2 separate regions of the Homo sapiens genome follow, and region 2 is linked to region 1. Evidence: chromatin loops called from intact Hi-C (ENCODE). Cell type or tissue: gastrocnemius medialis. All regions are shown on one strand. Each heading gives the region's core, and the rest is flanking DNA. Links, peaks and the distances in the headings are about the cores only. Region 1 has its middle 7.1 kb from the start of ABLIM2. Region 2 overlaps ABLIM2 (actin binding LIM protein family member 2).

Region 1 (8,000 bases), core at 1-8,000:
CACAGCTCAGAAGGCTGAGCCTTGGGTGGGTCATTCTAGCACCCGGCAGCTGTCCTGAGATGGGGTGTGTGGAAGGACAAGTGAGCCCCATGGTCAGGAGCTCATTATCTCACTATCTTTGCTGCAAAATGGGACATTTGGTATGAGCCCCCTCCCCAGGAGGCTGCATAGACAATACTATCAATTTTCATTAGTAAATAAGTCCTGATCATGGCCTGCAAGACTTTTTGCCAGCCTGCATTGTGTGAGGAATGGGGGGCCTTGGGAACATTCGGTACTGGACATATTTCTCCTCCATCTTTCAGCGAGGCGGATGCTAAGGAGGCTCCCTCACACAAGGCGGAGATACCTTTCTTCCTGAGTCTTGCCTGAAGTAGAGTTGAGAGGTGTCATCTTTCCTTCCACCTCTGAAGAGGGGTCAGGGAAGCCAGAGGCTCTCAGGAATCCCCCGAGCACAAACCGCCAGACCAGGGAGCAGGTGAGGGGTGAGGGCCCCCTGCAGTGTTCTAAACCAAAAGCAAACCAAATGCCATGGTATTTTGAGGGAGACCATGCCAAGGACACTTAAGCCCACTGGCATTCATTTCAGTGACATCACAAACACTGATGACTTGGGGCTTCGTGGAGTGTTATAAATAATAAAGTACTCAAGTCCACGTGGCTCAAATGAAAAAGTCTTCCTTGGCTCATGGACTGGGAAGTCCATAGGTAGGTGGGCCTCAGGACTGGCTTGATCCAGGGGCTCTGAGACCACTTCTTTACAATTGGGTTCACTCTCAGGCTCACTTCCCACATGGAGACAAAATTGCCCAAGCTGTCCCTGGCATACATCCCACACTGCAATATGCAGAGCAGGAGAGAGGGCAGCTTCCAAACTCTCTCCTGAAGGTCAGGAGATGCCCTTTCCAGCCTTTCTTAGCAAGCCACCTACCACACCCCATTGAGCCGAATTGGGTCATATGCCTTTCCTGGAGCAAATCTTTGTGTCCAGGGATGTTGACTAATGTAGCCTGTCTGTCTCCAGAGATGGGGTCATCCTTAGACTCATTAAAACCTTCTGAGCTGGATGTGGAGTCCAGCTCACTTACTCTCACTTACTGAGAAGTCCATGGACTGCATGGGTAGGTGTTGTGGCTCCTGCACAAAAAACTGCGGTGCTACAAGAAAGCAGGGAGCAGGGGAAATGGGAGTGAAGTAAACAACCCACCCAAAAACAGAGACTACAGCGTGTCTGACTGGCTGCCTCACCTTCTCCACACTCATATGCTTAATGCGATCACAGTTATAAGCCTGCACAGCCTCTGGACCCAAGACCTCAGAAATCAGGAAGGGAGGGTGGTTAAAGATCTTACATGAAACTACCCCTTCCCGTCTGTCTCTTTGTGTTGGCCAAAGGCAGATGTTTGGGTGATCTTTGATGAGGGCAGTGTCTGCCCACTTTTCACAGTCTGGGTGTCACTGGTGGGATGGAGGGGACTTCTGATCCTTGATAGTATGCCTGCAATTAGGGTACTCTGCCATCAGGGGGCAGCAAAATCAAAAAAAAAAAGCTCATTTGCCTTGGCATCCTGAGAAATGTAGATGATCACATATTTTCTCCATGAAATTATAGGTAACTTTTATGTTAAAAATACCACTTCATTATACAACTAGGTTCCTTTTAGATGGTTGCTCATCACCTACTGTATGCACAGTAAGTCCCCTGGTCTCTGCATCCAGTGACAAAAAGGGACAGGAAGGAAGGGATGGTTAGGAGAAGGAGTGCTCTGAGATGCACGCTGTGTTGGCTGTGGGCTGTGGGGGAAGCCAGACTGGCCTCACCCCACAGGACCTAGAGAGGCAGGTTCTTCAAGTCTCAGAGTTGGGAAGCATGCTTCTTCTCAGCAATTCTTCTAATCCTGTGGACACAGAGAATTATGTAACTGACCCTGTTCCTCTCTCTGCTGGGGCTGCTGGGCAGTACAGAGAGGAAGGAGGGGCTGCCCTGGGCTGTGTCACCACCCACGGCAGAGATTCCAGGGCTTGACCTCAGCCCCAACTTCCTCCTAATCTATGTAGTTTTCCTTAACTCTAGTTTTCTTACCAGCTTTTAAAAAGATCTTTCTATAGTAAGGCTTCCTTTGTAAGAAGCCCCATATACTCTTTAGAACAAGATAGGATAAAAGCATTCAATTTTTAATGTTCCAGGTACTGCAATCAAAAAGTCAAGTAAAACACGCAGGCCTTCCTGGATTTTCTCGACCCATCCTTTACCTGTCCCATTACCTTGGCCCTTTTAAATCTCAGCTTTCCTCAGAGAAGCTCATAGTACTCAAAGCTCACTGTTTAGTTAGGGACACAGACAAGGAAACAATCAATGACAATCCCAAGTGACCAGCCTGTAAAAGAGGAAGTCCCAGGACTCATGGAAACCGGGGGTTTGCACAATTTAGCCAGGGGCCAGGGAGGACTTCTAGGAGGAGACGATGCCTGGGCTGATCCTTAAAGAGTGAAGAGAATTTGGCCAGGCAGAGGAGGAGAGGGAGGCCCCTGGCAGGCAGGGGTGTGATGGAGTGGAATTAGCTTTCATTTAGCAAATCCCTCTGGCTGCAGGAGAAGGAATGGGGGTGGGGGGAGTAGGAGCAAAGAGAGCAGGAGAAGGTGCCTGCACTTGTGTCTAACTACGCTGTGGAAGGACTTGGAGGCAGGACCTGGGGTTGGACTAATGTGATGGAGCAGGAAGAGAAGTCTCCCAGAGGGGTTCTCAGGAGTCAGGGAGAGCAATAGGGTGGCAGCAGGTGCCGTTTCTGGAGCTGGGAGGAGCTTAGGACAGGCTGAGCTCAGCCAGGGGCCTTCAAGTCATGGTGCCAGGGAGCCCAGGGAATTATAGATTTGGAAAGTATATCAGTCTGGCTTCTCCAGAGAAATAGTACTGATAGAAACAGATGGATGGTGGGTGGATGGTGGATGGGTGGCAGATGGATGGATGGGTGGATGGGTGGTGGAAGGATGGATAGGTGAATGGATGGTGAATGGGTGGGTGGATGGATGGATGGTAGGTGGATGGATGGGTAGATGGATGGGTAGATGAGTGGTGGATAAACGGGTGGACGAGTGGTGGATGTATAGGTGGATGGACAGATGGATGGAGGGATGAGTGGATCAGTGGTGGATAGATGGGTGAATGGGTGGGAGATGGATGGCCGTATGTGTGAGTGGATGAACAGATAGGTAGACGGATGGATGGGTGGATGGGTGGTAGATGGATGGGTGGATGGACAGACTGACGGATGAATGGGTGGATGGGTGGTGAATGGATGGGTGGATGAGTGGTGGATGGGTAGGTAGATAGATGGATGCATGGATGGGTGAATGGGTGATAGATAGATGGCTGAATGGATACATGGGTGGATGAGTGGTGGATGGATGGCTGTACGGGTGAGTGGATGAATGGATGGGTAAATGGACGGATGGGTGGATGGGTGGTGGATGGTGGGTGAATGGATGGATGGATGGTTGGGTGATGGATGGCTGGATGGGTGAGTGCATGAACAGATAGGTAAATGGATGGATAGGTGGATGGGTGGTGGATGGATGGGTGGATGGATGGTTGGGTGACTGGATGAATGGATAGATGGATGGGTGGATGGGTGGGTAGATAGATGGGTAGATATATGAATGTATGGGTGAAGGGTGGTAGATGGATGGATGGTGGGTGGATGGATGGATGGGAGTGGATGGATGAACGGATGAATGAATGAGTGTGTAGGTAGGTAAGCAGACAGGTACAAAGGGCAACTGATAGATAAACAGGGTTCTATTTTAAGGAATGTTCTCATGGTATTGTGGGGGCTGACAAGTTCAAAATCTGCAGGGCAGGCAGGCAACTCAGGCAGGAGTCGGTGCTATAGTCTTGAGGCAGATCTTCTCCACTGGAAACTGTTTTTGCTCTTAATGCCTTCAACAGATTGGATGAGGGTGATCTCCTTTACTTAAAGTCATTTTATTATTATCAAACCACTAGTGTTATCATCAAACCATGCAATTCCTGCTCCAAGCAGCTTGGCCATAGCCAAAGAAGAAATTCTAGTGGAGACTGCTCTGCTCTGGTCATCTCAGGGAGCCGGGTCCAGCCCCTCCCAGCTGACTGCACATTTCTTAGCCTTGGTGAGCCTACAGTGTCTCGTCTGTCAGACTGAGTAACACTCAGCACCATGACCTCAAGGGAACACCCGATTGGGAGGCCCACAGAACAAGCACTTTGTAAGTTATGCAGGCAAGGGCTCCTGATTAAGCTTCTTCGAAACCTTATCCCTTCCATGCCCACACAGCAGCTCTGGGAAGCACAGCCTGGTGACAAAGTTGCTAAGAAGGGACACGATGTCTTGCTTGATCAGCAGCTGGGGGGCAAGCTTGAGCTTGCCGGTGAGGCCAACAAGGCCAGGCCCAGGCTTCTGGCAGGACCCATCTGCCTTCCCAGGACAAGAGCTGCTCTCACTGTCAGGGATGGCTGCCTTCTGGGTTCCCTGCAGGGCTGTATGCCTGTGTGGTTGTCAACCAAGGGTCAGGTGGCTGGGAGAGCACTGTGGCTTCTGGCCTCCTGGGGACCTGGCTGCATGTGACTTTGTCTCTCTGGGCTTCCATTTCTTCTCCCCAACTGGGAGCCCTCAGACCTGCAGTTTTCCTCCCAGGTCCCACAGACCACAGATCTGGAAGACCATGCCCCTTGTGGGGTCCAATAATGGTGGTCCCCTCTGGTGGGGTGCACTGTACCTTCCAGAAAGATATGTTGAAGTCCTAACCCCAAGATTTAGCCCCCAGGAATATGATCTTATTTGGAAATCAGGTCTTCAAAGACATGACTGGTTAAGATGAAGTCAGACAGTATTGGATTAAGGTGGGCCCTCCATCCTAGGACCAGTGTCCTTATGAGAACAGAAGGGGAACATTCACAGAAGAATGCTGTGTGACAGCAGAGGCAGAATGAAGAGATCGGCCTCCGGCACTGGGAGAGATGCCCTACCCTTTTACAAGCCCCTTCAGCAAAGCCTGCGGTCCTCTGTTCCGCAGCGCGGCTGACTCATGCACCTGCCTGCTCTAGCTGAGCTTCTTCATCTCACTTCCAGCACAGAGGCTGACATGCAGTAGGTGCTGAATAGAGGCGGCACCTCATCTCAGACCTTGCCCCTTGCTCTGCTCTTCCATTCTCGTTCCTTCCCAGGTGTTCCTGACGGTCCTCGTCTGTTTCTGCTGAACAGGAATGAAGTTTAATGGGAGGAAGTGCTTTCAGAAGACCAGCCACATCCAAGCCTTGCACGGTGTGGGTCATATTCCCAAATCAGGCCTATACATTCTACTTCCTTCCATCACTTGTAATGAACCATCTTTTGTGAGTTTTCTGTGATGGCAAAGCATTGCCAAGTCTACAAACCACTCAGAGTTAACTGGGCAGCTGGAACTGTGGCATAGATCCGGTGTTAGGGAGAACAGATACCTGTGTAACCCAGGGCTGCGCTTCCCCTCCTGACCCACCCGGAGGCATCAGGCAAGCCATGGGCATGCGAGGGTGAGGCTGGGCCTGACTTAGCGAGAATCCAGGTGTGTGGACCCGTGCTTGAGAGATAGGCTCCAAGCCATGAGTCACATGCTATTTTTACTCCTGGTTTCGTATGGCGTGGTTTTAAATTATTGAGCGGCTGGAAAGATCCCACAATGAAATCATATTTCATTTGTTTCTCCATTTGGCTGTGAAGTCAATCAATTCCTGGACTGTATTTAGAGATGAAGAAAGGACAAGGAATCCTGCCGCTTTGGTGAGAGAAAGCCTGGAGGCTCCCTTACTGAGCAGAGCCCCTGATGGGCTCAGGACGCCGTCTGCTCTGTCTGCTGCCCTGCGTCTCTGACTTGCAACGTTTCCGTACCGCTGGGTTTCCAGAGCAGGCACCTTCTTTCTAGCTCAGGCCCCAGGTGAGCGCAGCCACACGGTGCTGCTCTCCATAGAAGCAATTTGTGGGAAACCCCAGCAGACCCAGGGAGAGGTCAGGACGGTGGGAAAGGGGCTCAGGCGGGTCTGACCTCTTTCCATTGCTGAGTGAGAGTGGCAGCCGCAGTGCGGGTACCTGCTGATCCCACAGTTCAGTGGGCACTCTCCTCTGTGCTGGAGACCCCCTGGGGGAGTGGAGGTGGCCCCCAACTTCACTAGAGGGCCAGGGAGGCTTATCCAAGGAGAGGATCTCAAAACAAGGTTCAGAGGGTGAGCATGAGCTGTCCGGGAGAAGATGCGGCACTCCCAGCAGCCCAGGGTGGGGGCAGCAGGCCTGGCATTGCTTGGGCCAAGTGGAGCAGGTCCCCTGGCCATGCACCTCACACTGGACCCCACAACTCCCAGCTTCATCCCTTGACTTCTTGAATGCCCCCTGGAGGGGATGACAGATTCCGGAGGGCCATGGGGCTGAAGCCAAGCCCACGGGCTCTCTCTTCAGCAGGGCCTGGGTGTGCGTCCTACCTGCTCCACTTGGTCGTAGTTTTCAATTGGGTAAGTGAATCCCTCAGTTTCCCCATCTGTGACATCGGGATGATGATGATACGATGACAATGATAGGGTCCTCTGAGCCTTGGCGCAGAGCCCTAAGGACACAGCAGTCCTGGCTGTCACTGTTTGACTCATCTGGCCTGGCCCCTGGGAGCTCTCGGGTGCAGTGTCACACATCCCTCCACCTCTGAGCCAGCCCGGAGTTGCTCCCACTGGGACTTAGACAGGACCCCTCCATCAAGGCTCCCCTGCCCCCTAAAGCAGCTGCCAGCCCATGGGGTGCTGGCCCCTCTCCCTCCTGGCCCCTCCTGGCCCAGCCTGAAGAAACCCACAGCCCCACCTGTCCCAGTCCATGCGAGGCCGGCACTGTGGGGTCTGCCTCAGCCCCCAACCCCACCCAGCATGTGTCCTTCTACACTTTCTGAGAGCTTCACACTCTCTGAAAGGGCAATAGCTTTTTCAGGACAAATGATCCTAATTTTGAAGCAATTTAAAGGTCATAGAGCAGTGACAGGTGCCTGTGCTTGTGGTGGGGGCATTTATCATGAAGAGAACAAGTCTCCACCTGCGGTCACAGGACTCACATTTTAGGAAGCCTCACCCAGCTCAGCCATGCAGGAAAAGTATTCCCCAGACACGCCATGGCGCAGCTCTTCACTCGAGCACCTGGCTTTGTTTTCAATAGACATTTGTGAAAGTGCGTGTTTGTGTTGAATTGCCTTTTTGTTATTTCTTTTTTTTTTTTTTTTTTTTTTGGACAGAGTCTCGCTCTGTCACCCAGGCTGGAGTGCAATGGCACGATCTCGGCTCACTGCAACCTCTGCCTCCCAGGTTCAAGCAATTCTCCAGCCTCAGCCTCCCCAGTAGCTGAGATTCCAGGCGTGCACCACCACGCCCGGCTAATTTTTGTGTTTTTAGTAGAGATGGGGTTTCTCCATGTTGGCCAGGCTGGTCTCGAACTCCTGACCTCGTGATCTGCCAGCCTCGGCCTCCCAAAGTGCTGGGATTACAGGAATGAGCCACCGCACCTGGCTGCCTTTTTGTTTTTTTATGGCTGCCTCTATCAGCGGGTCCGGGACCCCACATGTAAACCTGGAGCCCCAGGGAAGCAGCATTTGGCTTCGGATGGTTTGACCTGGGGTGTGATAGGCCACGGACCTGGGGCTGCCCTCTCTGCATTCTGCTCCCTCCATCGCTGGAACAACCAACATCCCATAATAGTGGTTAGGACACTCAGAAGGAGGGGGTGCTCTTGTTTCCCCCAGGGTCCTACTGGGGGTTCTGACCATTGTCTTCTGGCCTCCTGTGGGCCTGTCACCTTCCTGCTGGCCCTGGGCCGGCACCTGGCAGACCCCCATAACACTGCTGTCCTCCCCGAAGCCCAGAGCACCCCATCATAGAGCAGGGGAAAGGTGGACACATCACCTCTAAGTGTCTCCTAATCTCAAAAGAAAGCAGAGTGCCTGAAAGCGCGTCCCAGGGAGGCCAG
Region 2 (10,588 bases), core at 1-8,000, 98 kb after region 1:
CCCACCCAAACTGGGGCTGCTCTGCCTCAGGCACGCTCCGCACTGGGCGAGCAAAGTGGGTTTCATCAGGCAGCCCCCCCTCCCCTTGATGGATTGGGAGGCAAGCGTCCCATGTCTGCAATGTAAGCATCCCTGATATTTAATGCCAAATACAGAATTTGGGGTGCGCCCTGGTTCATCGGGAAGGAACCATCCTAATTCGAGGAACAGGAGCAAAACAGGTCTGGGTTTTTTCCTCCTCCTCTGCTGTGGAGGAGAAAGGGCCTCCTGGGGAAGATTAATGCTTTTGTTTTCGCCTCTGCCGGGGAGGCGAGTCTGTGGCGGCGTGGCTGAGTCGGCGGGCTCTGCACAGCTCTGAGCATCCTCCCCGGGTGCAAGGTGGGAACTGCGGGCGGGGACAAGCCTGGCTCCGCAGAAGGGGAGCTGCCGCCGCCGCGGTGGCACTGCCTGATGCTCGGCCCAGTGTGCCGGTGCCCCGCTGGGTGACAGTGGACTCCCAGGGCGCAGCAGGAGCAGGTGACAGACTGTTGGCTGAAGGTGAGGGTGTCCACCCTCGCAGGCACACGTTCCAGGGAGCACGGCACTCAAGCAGGGCCGTCAGACTGGGCTCTGGTGCCCAGAAGCTGTGCAGGTAGGAAACCTGGCCCGCAACTCCAAGGGGCTGATGGGGGCTCACAGGGGCCAGGAGGGGCTGCGGGTGGGTGGGTTTTTGGGGACAGAGCAGTCAGGTGTGAGACCTCGGAGCCACCTGTTCCCCCACCCCCGTTTTGCCCCCTAAGGCGCTTGGCAGTGCCCCTGGCTTCCCTCTGCAGGACCCAAGCACAGAGCATCCCAGGCTCCCACTGCCAGCCGAGCCCTCGCCTGTGCTGTGTCTGCGTGTGGTGGGCATGGTGCCATCCTAAGTGCTGGCGCCCGCAGTGCCCGCCTGCCCGCGAAATGTGCATTTGGTGGTGACAGTGGGGTTTTCCTTCCCCGTCTCTCCCTCAGTTTCTCCTAAACGTGCAGCACCCTCATGCATGTTGGCCTGCATCCCACCCATCTCTGGGTGTCTGTCCTGATGAGCCGGCTCCTTGCTGGGGTCCTGTGGGGGCATGGGAGGGGCTGATATCTGTGTCCCACTCCTGGGCCGGGATGGCTGGCTAGGGATGGGGGAGGCACTGGGCTGGGGCAGCAGAGGTGGGTGGCGCCTGGCAGCAACTGTGGCAGAGCCAGCTGCTGGGGACGGATGGCGCTGCCCCCACAGAGGGAGCTGGGACTCAGCTGGCGAATCCACGGGGACAGCGGTGTGACCAGCCTCTAGACCAGGGCTGCATAAAGGGAGGAGGTGTGGATGAGGAGAAGCCACTGGCCATGTGTTCAGAGCCCCACCTTCCAGGAACCCCATCCCTCCCTCGCCCTGTCAACACCTCCTGAAGAGGTGGGCGGGAGTGGGGGTGCCTGTTTCCAGCCCCACCCTCTGTTAACCCTGTCAGGGCTGAGGTCTGGACCGGTGTGCCTCGTGCAGTCTGTGCAGGGGCCGTCTCCCCGGTAACAAGAAGCCCAGCGTCCCCCTGGTTCTGCGAATCAATTCCTCCTCCCTTTACTCCTCCCCTCCTCCTTCCCTCCCTCTGCCCCTCCTCTCTTTCCTTCCCCAGTCAACCACTCCCTTCTAGACCCTTCCTGGCCTCACTGTGTGTTCCACCCTGGGCTAGATGCTGGGTTCACAGAGACGCAGGTGACAGATCCCTGCCACAGGGGAGGCTGGCAGGAAAGGGGGTGCCGAGGCTCTCTCTGCCCTGGGTCAGGGACCAGTTGAACATCATTCTTGCAATTGCGGGACATTTGTTCTTTGCTTCCTCCTGTCTGTCTTGGGGCAGGAAGCACGGATGACTCTCGTCACTGGGAGAAAACAAACCGTGTTTCCAAATAAATACAGCATTTCTGATGGGTAGAGGTGATAGCGACTTCTCAAGTCCCCAACTTCTCTCACTCAAAAGGAATACCTGTTTATCATAAAATAAGCCAAAACATTCATAGTGCCACCCCCACAGCTAACTACTGCTGGCATCTAGAAGTCATCCTTTCAGATTTTGCACACGTGCAGATACACACATCCACAGACACACACGAGATATACACACACATGCACAACCCACAGACAACACACGTGGACACAGAGACACAGGACAAAACACAGACACACGCGGTCACACACACAAGACAGACACAGCACAGACAGACACACAGGCCACACACATACACACACAGACGTACACACACAGACACAGATTGTAGACATACATAGACACATGCAGACACACAAACACACAGAAAGACACAGATGACACAGACACACTCAGATACACAGATACATACACACACAAAGCACATAGACACACACAAACACACAAAAGGACACACAGATCACATACACATACAAGACGTGCAGACAGCACGCTTAGGCACACAAACAACACACATGGAAATAAACACACAGAAAGAAACACATGACACACACAACCAACATAAACACAGGGACACAGACATCGACAACGCAGACACACAGAAAACACACACGGCACCCACAGACACGTACACACAGACAACACATAGAGACACACAAGCACACGGAGAGACACAGACAACATGCATGGACACACCGAAACGTACACAGACAACACAAGGACACATGGACACAGAGACTGCACATAGCAACACACAGACAACACACAAACACACACAGAGACACACAGAAATGCACACAGACAACCAAGACAGCACACACGATGCACACACAGACACACGGAAAGACATCCACACAGACACCAGGCAAAACACAGAGACACACAGACACGCACATGCGCACACACCCTTTGCCGCATCTCTGCCTTCCTGCCTTGCCTCATGCCGGCAGCGCATCAGAGCCCCTGGTCCTACCCTTCCACGCTGGCCTGTCGTGTCCTCCCTTGCGTCCCCTGGTCCCCGGGCAATGTGCTCATCACTGTCTTCGTGGTGGGACCCTCCGAGCCTGGACACGCTGCAGTGCGTGTGAACATCCACAGGCGGGATTCTGCCCTAGCCTTTCCCAAACTTAGTCAAGTTCTCTGGTCCTCTAGGGCCGCTCAGGCTGGCCTCCTGGGCACCGTGTTGCCTTGTTCAGAACGTCCCCACTGGACGGCTCGTCTGCCAGTGCCACTGCTGGAGGGGACGCCGGGGTACAGCAGAGAATGAGGCCGCTGGGCCAAGCGCTCCTGAGGCTCACGCCTTAACGGGAGCTGGGTAGAGAGGAAGAGGCAGTGGGGCCAGGAGTGAGTGTGCTAGACAGGCCTGGGGCCAAGAGGAGCTGTGTTCCAGAGGGTGTGGAAGGTCTGGGGAGGGCCCAGATCTCAAGGGGCCTTGCTGGGCACTGCTCAGAGTGGGGCCCTTCTTTCTGGGATGCAGTGGCCCCTGGGGATTCTGGGGATTCTGTCCTGGCCGCCAAACACCCCCAGGGGGATCCCCTGCTCACAGCTTTCATTTGTTTCTTTGTAAATTTCATTTTGTTTGTGCATCATGGTGATTAGGTCTTTTAAGACCTGGACTCAGTTCTGGAAGTTCAGAAAGGAAACTAGAGCTCTGAACTGGGCCGATGACTGTGAGGAGCAGCTGCTGGGAGCTGCCTGCTGCAGGGAGGTGCAGCCCGCAGGCCCAGCCCTGGCCCTCGGCTGAGCGGGAGCCCGCAGCGGGGAAGAAGCAAGGGGAAGTGTGGCAGCTCTCCAGTGGGCAGAGGAGGCCTTTGCACCCGGATTCCGTGGTTGGATTCAGGGAGGAAAGGGGCCTCCTGCCTCAGGTGTGAGGGGCTCATGGCAGAGAGGGCTGATCCATTCTCCAGAAGCCCAAAGACGGGGGACCACTAGCTCTCCTCTGCTGGGACAGGAGGGGTTTCTGGAGGCGGGACAGCTTTGCCACACCTCTGTCCTGCTGGCCCTATTCTGCACGTCACAGTGGGGACGTCCCTTAAACCGCTGCCCTCTGACCCAGCACTGGCTGAGGACCTGTGGTCACCCTGAGCCACCACAGGCTGTGGGTGTGCTTCCCTGGCACCTCGTTCTGCCTTATTAAAGATGACAGCCACCCTTCAGAAGGCACAAGATGTCTTCCTAAAACCACTCACTGCAAAGTCTTTCAGTTGCTCATATATTTTGAAATCCGAGCCATCATGAGCCCCACGCGGGCGAGGGTGGGACTTCCGCCTGCCTGGGGAGCCGTGCGCCCACTGGAACAACCAGCGGCCGAGGTTTCAGGCACTCCTCGGGTGGCAATTGGGAGGATGTGGCCACTGTACCGATGACTGGGACGCCCCAGTCACTATGAGAGAATGGGAATGACAACAGGAGGTGACACAGGGAATGAGGACACTTCTAATTTTTGACTCCATCAGCCCATCGATGGCCGCCTGTGACCCACTGGTTCTCAGCAGGAAGTATGGGGTAGGGAGGGGGTGACCTGTGCCATGCCGGTACCTTCCAGCTAAATGTCCTCTGGAATCACAGAGCCCGGTTATACTACCCCAGCCTGAGAGGGAGGGACAGTCCTCTCCATCTTATACACGGGGACACTGAACCCCAGCACGTGACACAGGGCCTGAGTCACACAGCCAGGAAGAGAGAATCTCAGGCTGGAATCTGTCACCTCCATGGCTTTGGCCACGAGCCTGGGACAGGCCTGAGCACCGGCAGGCACATTTGCTCCGTCCACTTGACGGCCCCGTGGTGTTCCTCAGAGCCTGAAGACACAGGCCCTCCAGCCCTGCCCCTCCACCATGGGTGGATTGTTCCAGAACATGGAGCGTCCTTAAAATGTAAGGGTTTGGCTGTTGACTCTCATACTTTATGAGTGGCCCGAACTGTGAGTGAGGGTGCCGGCTGCCCCTGGCCACGCGGCTGTGCCATCACTGGAAAGGGTGCAGAGCTGGCACTGGCTCAGACTTGGCTCTAACTCTGCTGTGTGACTTCTCAGACCCCAGGCTGCTCCTCTGTGCCATGGGCCAGGCCGTGGCGTGTACAGCGTGGAAGGCTTCCGTCTCTGCCCCCAGCTCACTAGGAGCTCTGCGACCCTTCCTTTTCCTGTGTCTGTGCGTTGGGTGTGGGAGGAGGGCTGTTGACAGGGAGCCGGTGAGCTGAGGATGCAGTTAATTCCGTGCTCTGAGGCCCCGGACCTGCAGGGGCTCAGCCACAAATGTCCCCGATTGTCCCCATGGCCCATGGAGTCTTCCCAGGAGGTAGCATCCAGCCTGCCTTCTTTGGATCCTGGCTCCTCATTCTCTCAATGACATGGCCTTGGGTAGGCCCCCCTCGCCTCTCTGAGCCTCGACCTCCTCCTCTGGAAAACAAGGATAGACAAGAGTGTTCACCCCAAGGGGCTGCTGTGAGGATGAACTTGAGGCAGGCAGAGCACCTGACACAATGCTTGGTATGTGGTTGGTCATTCAAAAGTTGGCCATTTGGGGATCAGCTCTTCTTTAAAAAGTTGAGGTGACATTCACGTAACGTACAATTAACCATTTAAAATGTTCGGTGGCATTTGGTGCATTCACAATATCATGCAACTTCCAGTTCTCTCTAGTTCCAAAACTTTTTCGTCACCCCGAGAGGAAACCTCACCCCCACTAGGCAGTTACTCCCCATTCCCTCCTCCCCCAGCCTCTGGCAGCCACTCACCTGCTTTCTGTCTCCATGGATTTGCCTGCTCCGGATTTTCCATAGTGAAGGAATCCTCTACCCCGTGGCTTTGCGTCTGGCATCTTTCACTGCACACGTTTTCAGAGTTCATCCATGTTGTAGCAGGATCAGTGCTTTCATTCCTGTCTGTGGCTGAATAATACTCCCTGGCATAGATACGCCACTATTTCTTCATCCACGATGGACACCGGGGCTGTTTCTATCCTTTCGCTGTTATATAGAATGCTTCTGTGAACATCATGTACAGGTTTTTATGTGGAACCACCCCTCCCTTCCTTCCTTCCTTCCTTCCTTCCTTCCTTCCTTCCTTCCTTCCTTCCTTCCTTCCTTCCTTCCTTCCCTCCCTCCCTCCCTCTCTCCCTCCCTCCTTTCTTTTTTCTTTTTTTTTTTTTTTTGAGACATAGTCTCTCTCTGTTGCCCAGGCTGGAGTGCACTGGCGCTATCTCGGCTCACTGCAAGCTCTGCCTCCCGGGTTCACGCCATTCTCCTGCCTCAGCCTCCTGATTAGCTGGGACTACAGACACCTGCCACCATGCCCAGCTAATTTTTTGTAATTTTTTTTTAGTAGAGACAGGGTTTCACCGTGTTAGCCAGGATGGTCTCCATCTCCTGACCTCATGATCCGCCCGCCTCAGCCTCCCAAAGTGCTGGGATTACGGGCATGAGCCACCGCACCCGGCCCCCTCCCTCCCTCCTTTCTCCCTCCCCTCCCCTGCCCTCCCCTCCCCTCCATTCCCTTTCCTTCCCTTCCATTCCCTTCTTTCCTTCCTTTCCTTCTTTCTGGAGTCTTGCACTGTTGCTTAGGCTGGAGTACAGTGGCGCGATCTCAGCTCACTGCAACCTCCGCCTCCCAAGTTCAAGCAATTCTCCTGTCTCAGCCTCCTGAGTAGCTGGGATTACAGGCACCCGCCACCAAGCCTAGCTAATTTTTGTATTTTTAGTAGAGATGGCGTTTCACCATGTTGGTCAAGCTGGTCTCAAACTCCTGACCTCTGGTGATCTGCCCATCTTAGCCTTCCAAAGTGCTGGGATTACAGGCTTGAGCCACTGTGCCCAGCCAAGTTTTCATTTCTCTTGTTCTTTTCTCTTCATTTTCTTTAAATGCCAAAGAGTGAATTTCCTGGCTCCTGGTAATTCTGTGTTTAACTTCTTGAAAAACCAATACACTGTCTTCCACAGTAGCTGCACTGTTTTGTGTTTCCATCAGCAGCGCACGAGGGCTCCTGTGTCTTGACATCCTCACCAACACCTTTTCTTTTCCTTTCTGTGTTGTTATTATTGTAGCTACCCTCATGGGTATGAAGTGGTGTCTCCTATGGTTTTGATTTGCAATTTCTTAATGACAAGGATGTTGAGCATCTTTTCATGTACCAGTTGGCCATTTGTATATTTTCATTGAAGAAGTGTCTATTCAGGTCCTTTGCCCACCTTTTTAAAACGTTTCTGTAAGAGTCTGGGTTTCACTCTGTCATCCAGGCTGGAGTGCAGTGGCATGATCAGAGCTCACTGTAACTTAGAGCTCCTGAGCTCAAAGTATCCTCCCACCTCAGCCTCCTGAGTAGCTGGGACTACAGGTGCAAGCCACCATGCCTGGCTAATTTTTCAATTTTTTTTGTAGAGACCATGTCTCACTATGTTGCCCAGGCTGGTCTTGAACTCCTGGCCTCAAGTGATCCTCTTGCCTTGACCTCTGAGAGCACTTGGATTACAGGTGTGAGCCACTGCACCTGTCCTCTTAACAGCATGTTTTCTTCTAATCGTTTTTCAGTTTTAGCTCTTGCGTTTAGGTCTTTGCTTTGTTGGCATGTAATACACACAGAGGGGTGCGTGAATTATACCTGTGCATCTTGGTACATTTTTACAAACTGGACACACCCATGGAACCAGTACCGAGTCAAGAAAGAGAACAGGTCTGGTGCCCCAGACTCCCCCGTGAGTCCCCAAGGGCACCCTAGCCAGGTAGATCGCTTTGCCTGGTTTTGAACATCCTAAACCTGGGGCCTGTTCTCTTGTGTCCGACTTCTTGGCTTGGATCAGTTCACCAGCATCCTCCATGTTGTTCGTTCAGGACACGAGGGTGCGGCGTGTGTTAGTTCACTCCTGTGACATGTAACAGAATACCTGAAACTCCTGGGGAATTTATAAAGAAAAGGATGGATTTCCTAAAGTGATGGAGGCTGTGAAGTCCAGCGTGAAGGGGGCACATCCTGTGGCTGTTGGGAACTTTCTGCAGAGTCCCATGGTGAGGGGCCGAGCATGCTGGCTGGCTCAGAGCTTTCCTCCTGTCTTCAGAGCCACCCGTCCTGTTCCCATGATGGCCTGTTAATCCATGAATGTATCAGTCCATCCTGATGGCAGGACCTTCACGGTCTGCTCCCCTCTTAAGGGCCCCCCTCTCAATACTGCCACACAGGTGATTAGATTTCAACATGAGTTTTGAAGGGGATGTTGAAAACAAATGCTCGGTGCCACAAAGAAGAATGAGCACTGGACAAAGGACAAAGGGTTTCTCAGCAAGGCAAATTTATTTCTGCAGAAGAGCATGTCTCGCTTGTGGAGCAATGGCGAGAGCACACAGAACAAAGGAAATCAGGGTTTTTATTATCTCTAACGCAGCTTCTGCTTCTGTGTCTTTCCTCTATTGGCTAGGATCGGACTGCACAGTCTAAACTAGTCCCAATGGGCTAAACATTTAAACTTTCTTAGATAAGGTAGGCATGTAAGGGAGGTGAGAAGAGAGAGAAAGGGGGTCATTTATGGAGCGACTAGGAAGGTAACTTATTCCCTGGTAACGAAAGGAATGTGGACTGGGGCTGTAGCAAGTCCAGGCATGCCTAGGCTTATTCAGACAAGTTGGGGCACAGCAAAGGCAAGGGGGGTATTTGGAATTATAGTACAGAGAATGGGGAAACTGGATAAGCTGTTTGAAGAGGGAACATAACTGTATCTAACAGGGACAAACATTCAAGCCTTAGCAGTGAGCATGTGAGCAGGGGGTGCACACCCCAGACCTGAGATCTGTACCAGGACTTGCGGACAGCCAGGCTGGGGGTTGAGTGCCTGCCAGGCCTGGGCATGGGCTTAAGCTCTGCACTCGGGGGCCAGGCTCCTGGACTGTAACCGCAGCTCTACCACCTGCTGCTGTGTGACCTTGCTCAAGCTCTTCCACCTCTCTGTGCCTGTTATGGTCAGTGAGAGTAATAATATACCCATAGCACTGCTGCAAGGACTTGACAAGTTAATGTGTGTAACAGGCTTCTTGGCCCGAGCTGTGGAGACCATAGCCACTGCTGCTGTGGAGGGCTCAAGCCCATCGTCTTAGAAACTGTCCCAGAAGGCTGGACACGGTGGCTCACGCCTATAATCTCAGCACTTTGGGAAGCCAAGGGGGGCAGATCACAAGGTCAAGAGATTGAGACCATCCTGGCCAACAATGGTGAAACCCCATCTCTACTAAAAATACAAAAATTAGCTGGGCGTGGTGGCGTGTGCCTGCAGTCCCAGCTACTCGGGAGGCTGAGGCAGGAGAATCACTTGAACCCGGGAGGCAGAGGTTGCAGTGAGCTGAGATTGCACCACTGCACTCCAGCCTGGGCAACAGAGCGAGACTCTGTCTCAAAAAAAAGAAGCTGTCCCAGCAGTGTTCTCCCTTGATTCACATGTGGACGTGCCATGTAGACATGCTGTGTAGACAGCAGGGTTTGTTTGCCCTGCAGGGTTGCTTTCTGTCCCCTGTGGCTGTCACAGAACTCCTGCTGTTAGAGGAAGTCAGTGTGAAGTGGGGGCACCTGGATTTAAGCAGGTGTGAGGACAGGTCACAGGCCACAAACTCAGGAATACTCATTATGAATGCAGTGAGCCAGCAGTTGACAACTGTGACGTTGATACCTGGTGACTTTTATTTTTAAAAATACAGAGCTGTCTCAATCTCTGATTTACACTTAAGAGTGCTACTCAGACCAGGCCGGGCGTGGTGGCTCATGCCTGTAATCCCAACACTTTGGGAGGCTGAGGCGGGCGGATCACGAGGTCAGGAGATCGAGACCATCCTGGCTAACACAGTGAAACCCCGTCTCTACTAAAAATACAAAAAAATTAGCCAGGCGTGGTGGTGGGGGTCTGTAGTCCCAGCTACTCGGAGGCTGAGGCAGGAGAATGGTGTGAACCTGGGGGGCAGAGCTTGCAGTGATCCAAGATCGCGCCACTGCACTCCATCCAGCCAGGGCGACAGAGTGAGACTCCGTCTCAAAAAAAAAAAAAAAGAGTGCTACCCAGACCACTGGGCATTTGAATAATTGTGATCAGCGAAATGATTGTTTCACCCACATTCTGGGGCCAGATGCTGTGGTGTGACCTGCTATCCAGAGAGATCCCTGCACCTGGTACTCCCTGACGTGGCCCAGGTGCCAGGCCCTGCGCTTGAGAGACTGGCCATCTAGTGGGGAAGAATACACCCAAGTAATCCCTGAACAGTGTGGAAATGGGGCTGTGAATGCCCAGATTGGGGAAGGGTTCAGAGAAAGCTCCCGAGTGGAGGTGGCAGGTGGGATGAGATAGCAGTCAGGGTGGCAGGGGTGGGAGTGTGGGAGGGCTGCTCCAGTGGAGGGGACAGCTGGTGCCGAGGCCTGGGCCCTGCGGGAAGAGCCCCTTTGCTGGAAGATTCACGGCCTTATCACCTGGCCCGGAGGTTGGCAGAGGAGGCCACACCAGGCTCTGCGCAGGAGAAAAGCCTGCTCTGGGCTCTTCCTCCCAATACACAGGGGCCATCTCGGGGCTGTTTTCATCCTAGGGAAGGCACAGGACAGGGAAAACGGGATGCTCAAAATGACATTTCAGCCCTTTACTTACTGATTCAGGAAACTGGTTATTATAAATTCAGATGTAGGTAG

Evidence for each region. Hi-C counts contacts between places; a loop is a spot of excess contacts. Peaks named below come from ENCODE experiments on the same cell type or tissue, not always from the same donor. Only the 100,000 strongest peaks of a DNase experiment are listed, where the experiment ranks them.
Region 2: a loop joins it to region 1, with 9 times the contacts of the local background. A loop is called at or near these places in 7 of 110 quality-filtered maps.

What each region holds. Positions count from the first base shown.
Region 1 is chr4:8,161,948-8,169,947 of GRCh38, reverse strand. No RefSeq gene overlaps it. Among named protein-coding and RNA genes, the nearest start is that of ABLIM2, 7.1 kb to the right of the region's middle. In gastrocnemius medialis, for the core only: CTCF peaks have their summits at 1,508 (motif pointing right) and 4,383; DNase peaks (open chromatin) are centred at 897, 4,267, 5,557, 6,647 and 1 weaker place; H3K27ac peaks cover 7,223 bases.
Region 2 is chr4:8,061,812-8,072,399 of GRCh38, reverse strand. All of the region lies in intron 6 of ABLIM2 (actin binding LIM protein family member 2), which reads left to right. Among named protein-coding and RNA genes, the nearest start is that of MIR95, 62 kb to the right of the region's middle. RefSeq lists an enhancer at 265-1,128. In gastrocnemius medialis, for the core only: no CTCF peak of the experiment used is centred there; DNase peaks (open chromatin) are centred at 1,219, 3,099, 4,259, 4,649 and 7 weaker places; H3K27ac peaks cover 8,000 bases.